Linked DNA regions of Mus musculus: region 2 is linked to region 1. The links are chromatin loops, found by intact Hi-C in ENCODE. Cell type or tissue: heart. All regions are shown on one strand. Links, peaks and the distances in the headings refer to the core of each region. The heading gives the core; the rest is flanking DNA.

Evidence for each region. Peaks named below come from ENCODE experiments on the same cell type or tissue, not always from the same donor. Only the 100,000 strongest peaks of a DNase experiment are listed, where the experiment ranks them.
Region 2: a loop joins it to region 1, with 13 times the contacts of the local background. A loop is called at or near these places in 18 of 42 quality-filtered maps.

The regions. Positions count from the first base shown.
Region 1 is chr10:86,730,201-86,733,110 of GRCm38, reverse strand. It overlaps Ttc41 (tetratricopeptide repeat domain 41), which reads right to left. Exons shown (of 16, transcript NM_001003910.2): 6 at 1,845-2,280. It also overlaps the pseudogene Fabp3-ps1. Among named protein-coding and RNA genes, the nearest start is that of Ttc41, 26 kb to the right of the region's middle. In heart, for the core only: a CTCF peak has its summit at 1,751 (motif pointing right); a DNase peak (open chromatin) is centred at 1,740; H3K4me3 peaks cover 725 bases; H3K27ac peaks cover 709 bases.
Region 2 is chr10:86,635,592-86,638,501 of GRCm38, reverse strand. It overlaps the pseudogene Gm19989. Among named protein-coding and RNA genes, the nearest start is that of Gm5174, 19 kb to the left of the region's middle. In heart, for the core only: CTCF peaks have their summits at 1,172 (motif pointing right) and 1,408 (motif pointing left); a DNase peak (open chromatin) is centred at 1,401; H3K4me3 peaks cover 511 bases.

The DNA.
Region 1 (2,910 bases), core at 228-2,727:
CAGCGAAGACAGGCATCATGGTCCCCTGCCGCTCGTGAACTGAAGTGGTCCACACTACCTACAGCCTTCAATTAAAGGCACATCTGAAGCCAAGGTGATGAAGCTCCCCCTAAACGGGACTGAGCTCTACCCAGCTCTTCCTAGCCCCATGGCTTTGGAGCTCCCTAGACCCATCAGGACTGCGGGCCAGTGCTGGAGAAGCAGCCGCCATTGCAGGAAGGAGCCGAGGGCTTTCCTGTGCAGTCCTGGGGGTGTAGTTAGATAGAATGGATCAATGGCCTTTGCAACTCTTCTAGGGGACCTCACTTCCACCTTAAAATCCACTTTCCTGATAGAAATGCAAACGGTAGAGCAGAAAACTGTGAGGGACAATGTAGTACCACAGTAATCAATGTGCCCTGTATTCTTCCACCTCTCCAACTGCATTCCAATCTAGGTTTCCGTGTTCTGAAAGGAGACTGAGATGCAGAAAAGACAAAACGAGGAAAGCAAGCTTCAAATCAGATATCAGAGGCCTACTGCACAGACAGTGGCTGGAGAGAATAAAAGCTTTCAACAGCCTGCTTCTTGACTGTTGTAAACACACCGTAGAAAAATTGTTCACATTTCGGGAGCGAGGGGTGTGGGCCACTTTCATCATGTGATGCGAGGGCTATTTAAAGAGGCTGTCCAGCCGGGAGCTGCGGTTCTCAGTGCCTGCCCGCCTCCTCACTCATCGCACCATGGCGGACGCCTTTGTCGGTACCTGGAAGCTAGTGGACTGCAAGAATTTTGATGACTACATGAAGTCACTCGGTGTGGGCTTTGCCACCAGGCAGGTGGCTAGCATGACCAAGCCTACTACCATCATCGAGAAGAACGGGGATACTATCACCATAAAGACACAAAGTACCTTCAAGAACACAGAGATCAACTTTCAGCTGGGAATAGAGTTCGACGAGGTGACAGCAGATGACCGGAAGGTCAAGTCACTGGTGACGCTGGACGGAGGCAAACTCATCCATGTGCAGAAGTGGAATGGGCAGGAGACAACACTAACTAGGGAGCTAGTTGACAGGAAACTCATCCTGACTCTCACTCATGGCAGTGTGGTGAGCACTCGGACTTATGAGAAGGAGGCGTGACCTGGCTGCTCCGTCACTGACCGCCCGCTCCTCTGCCAACTGGCCACCCCTCAGCTCAGCACCATGCTGCCTCATGGTTTTCCCCTCTGACATTTTGTATAAACATTCTTGGGTTGGGATTTTTCTGGAGATACGGGGCATCAGCCTGGACTCAGTTCCTACTATGTATGTGGTTTATTTTTTAAAACTGTATCCAAAGGGTGCTCTAAGGACAATAAAGCAGAACCAAGGCCAAAAAAAAAAAAAAAAAAAAAAAAAAAAAAAAAAAAAAAAAGAAAAATTGTTCACCACAAACAATAGACTCACAAGATGAGCTAACGATGTTGTTTGTTTGTTTGTTTGTTTGTTTGTTTGTTTGTTTTACCCCAACTAGGAAGGAAAGAGCTGTTACTAAACTGAGAAAGGTCTAGGAGAAAGTTGAAGAGGAAATCAGGCATCAAGGTGCCAGGAGAGCCAAGGTATATAGCACACCCTTTTAGTCCCAGAACTCGGGAGGCAGAAGCAGATGGAGCTGTGTGAGTTTGAGTCCAGCCTGGTCTACATAAGCAAGTTCTAGCCAGAACTACATAGAGAGACCCTGTGGAAACAAAACAAGATTGTCCTTGGTGAGGATGAGGGACTGCACCAGCAGGGGGCAGCAGAAACAGAACAACCGAGAAACTGGGACAAACAAGTCTTGGAGCCATAAAGGAGGCACTTTTAGGATCAGCTATCACACACCTGGAATCACGGTGTCTAGAGTTGTGTCTTTAGGCTTCAAAGTCCAACTATAATCTTCAACCCAGCGCTTCAGAATCAACTCCCAGAGCTCCTGCACAGAGGCAACCTCCAAGTACTCCCGGAGACACTGGAACTCATTGCGGTAGATTTTGCACTCCTGCAGCTCGCTGGCGATGATTGCGAGCTTCAGAGGGCTCAGGTTTGGTTTCTTCCTCAAAATGGGCTTGCTCTGCCCGAAGCGTTCTTGGTCGGCAGGGGAGAGGTGCTGTCTGAAGATGTTGAACTTGGTGTCTTCGTCCCCGATGCTGTTGAGTTCCACGATCTTCACGTCAGGGCGGGCACACAGCGACTTGCAGGACAGACTGGAGGAGACGCTGCTCAGAATGAATTTACAGTGAGGAGGCAGGGAGCGCGGCAGCCAGGAGAAATCTTTCGCCTATTGGAGACATTGCAAAACTTCAAAAACCTTAACATTATGTTCAGAGCGATTGCATGTGAGTACAGTGAGGGTAACTTGGACAGGGAACCATTTGGTAGTAAAAAAAAAAAAAATACAAATTCACACAGAATGGAACCACATTTGACTGATTCATCTGTGATGAATCTAATAGTGCAAATCTGGACTCTCTTCTGAGGAATAATCTACAGCAATAATCGAAAAAAAAATCTAATAAAGGCAATTTGGACCTCTTAATAAAATAAGAAGACCTTGTGTTACATAACAAAGAATTGTTACTTTTGCAGCAAAACTGTCATGATATATACCTAATATGATACTTTCTTGATTGTTTAAAAATTTTATTACATTTCCATTTATTTATTTTGTGTGCACGTGTGTATGTGCAGGCAGGTGCCATGGGATAACTTTTGGGAATTGGTTCTTTACTATGATGTGGACCCCAGGTATTGAACTTGGGGTTGTTAGCCATGGCAGTAAGCACCCTTACCACTGAGCCATCTCACTGGCCCTCTAGGTCTGGATTCCGATTCTGCCATTTAATTAGACAACACTTAGATAACCTAACATCTCTCTGCCCTCTCTCCAACCAGGGATGCTGAGTAGTCT
Region 2 (2,910 bases), core at 238-2,737, 95 kb after region 1:
AAAATTTAAGCCTTGAAAAAAGAATTCAATTTCTTTAAAAGAGCAATAATGTTGGGGGAGATCCACAATCATTTGGCTCACAAGCTACTTTAGCATCATCTGGCCGCAGGAAGCATCCCTGGATATCTACCCACTTTCTGTGAGGAAATTTAAAATCCTTTTCTTTAGGACCTTGTCCAGATAAGTGGGAAGGCGACTTTTAGAGGGGATCTCTCATCACTTCTGGAGGTGATCTTTAATTATCATAGTCTTCACAGTCAAATAGCATGCAGGACTCAAATTCAAAGACCTATAGAGAACCTTTTTGCAATCTGACAGAAGCTCCAACCCAGGAAAGTTCTCAATGGCTGCAAACTCGCTGTCTTTGCCATCCTCCTTCCCCGTTCTGAAGCTGGCCAGGTTTTTGTTCTCCTTCCTCCTCTTCCATTTGTGTCTGTCAGCCTCATATTCGGCTGACTCCTCCATCTTCTTAATCCCATTGCATGGGTACCGCTGTAGCTCTCAGATCATGGCGCGAAACATCTTCTCTTTGTGCATGTTTTCAAATAAATCATCAAATTCTTTGCAGAGCATGAACTGGTAGAGTGGCCTTAGTTTTAGCTGCAGCTCTTTCTCCTCCTTGGTGATCTTTCTCTTTAATGTCTTTCTTCTTTTCTTTCTTGTCCTTGCCCAGGAAGGCTGGTACCATGTTATACTCTTGGGCAATATTCTTCCGGAGCTGCCTCTCCTTCAGCTTCCACACATGCATGTCTACATGGGCACTCTTGAGCTCGGTCTCCCTCCCCTCCCCCTGCCCCTCCCACTGCCCCTCCCTCTCCCTCTCCTCCTCCTCCTTCTAGGAGTTCACAGAGTGAATGCTGGTCATACTCGATCTCATAGTCATCTTGCAGGGGCTTTTAACCCAGCTGCTGCTACTCAGCCACAGAGATTTCCAATGGGGGCAAAGGTGTGGTAAGACTAGGCTAGAGAGGACCCCCACTGGGGGCTGCTGTGATCTGTCACCCGGTTGGAGATGATGCCAGGGATGCAGACTTTGCCTAATTTCCCGTGGGTATACATGCTAACAGAGTGCTCCATCACTTCCTGGGTAGTCCATGAAGCACCAACATGCGCAGCCATGCCCAGTTACTGAAGCTGAACTGCTCTATGGTGTCCAGCTGCCCTTGGCCTCAGGACCCCGGAGTGTGAATCATCCAGCGTCCACCAGATGGCAGCCCTGGTAGCGGTGGTGGTAGCTGAGCTGAGCGCTGGGCTAGAAGCACTCAGAGCACAGCTCAATGTCCTGGCACTCTGTGCAGCGGAAGTGCAGCGGGTTCACCTTGGCCAAGCAGTACATGCAGTACTTCTTACCCAGCTCTGACATCTACCCCTGCTTGCCCTCAGCGACCTTACCACGGTCCTCAGACTAGCGCCATCTGCTGGGTCGCTGTGCTATCTGCGCCTGCGCGTTTGCAGGTCGCCACCAAGGCTGCCCCTGTCTTGGTGCCTCTGGAGCCAACCCTGCAGGCTGTGCCCTACCTCTGCAGGCATGTGCTCTCTGGTCCAGCCAGGCCACTACAGCTGTCTTCCTGCCCCATTGCGCCGTCGCCCCGTTATCGCTACTACGTTCTTTCTTCCTATTTTATTTTATTGTTTTAATTGGATATCTTAGTTCTTTACTTCTCAAACGTTATGCCCTTTCACAGTTTCCCCTCTGCAACCTCCCATGCCATCCATACTTACTCTGTTTCTATGGGGGTGCTCCCCCAACCACCTACCCACCCCCACCTCACTGGCCCAGCATTCCTCTACACTGAGGCATCGAGCCTGCACAGGAACAGGGGCTTCTTTACCAAGAGCTTCACTGGAGTTGGAGTTCGGGTTGTAATTGGACAGTTAATTCTTTAGTTTGGGGCTTTTCTCTCTGTCTCCATTTGCTTCCTTCATTTTCTTCATCTTCTTGGGCTTAGGGACCTCTGCCTCTTCTTCAGAAGGCTGTTCATTTTTTATCTTTTTGGTTTTTAGCAGTGGCTGCTTCCTTCTCAAGGGACTCCTTTTTCTTCATGGAGGATTTGCTTTTAGAAGCAGTGTCATCTTGAGGCACCTCCACCTGCTTCTTGGCCTTCTTGGATTTCGGGTCTCCACGCCATTTTCAGAAGGCTCCTTCTTTTTAACTGCTTTCTCTTTGGTGGAAGCAGCCTCCCCCCATTCCTCCTGGTGCTTCTTTGGTCTTCGATTTTGGCTTCTCTTTTCTAGTTTTCTTCTCTCTTGGTTTAGGCAGCATCTCCAAGGTTCCTCTGTCCAGTCTGATCCCAACTTAGACGCAGGCCTACTGGTTTCCTCAAATGCTTGTAAAGGAGAGCAAGCGACAGAGCAGCCTTCTACTTGTGATCTAGCCTGCATCTTCAACAGTTTCTTCCCCTGGCATGCAATGACTCTTACTTCCCCTGAACTGTCACAGTGAGAGTTTCTATTGCTGTGAAGAGACACCATGATCCAGGCAATATTTTGCTGCCTTGTCATGTACAGTATTTATTGTGGCTGGCTCAATGGTTCTGAGTTTCAATCCAAATTGTTATGGTGGGAAGAATGGCAGCCTCTAGACAGGCATAGCACTGAGGTGCTGAGTGTTGTACATCATGTTCCAAAGGCAAACAGAAAACTGCCTTCCAGGAAGGAAGGAGGAGAGTCTCCAAGCACACCCATACAGTGACACATGTACTCCAATAACGACACACCTTCAATAGTGCCACTCCCTGTGCCAAGCATGTGCCAACCAGTTTCCCAGCTCTGTGTCCTCCCAACTCCATTTTTTAGCCCACATTTTCTTGATATGAAGTGATCTTTCTGAACATAAGTGCTTCACTATGGGCACCTTGGCTACCCAGAAATTAACCTTATTTGAGTACTGTGACAGCTGCTTAGATGGAA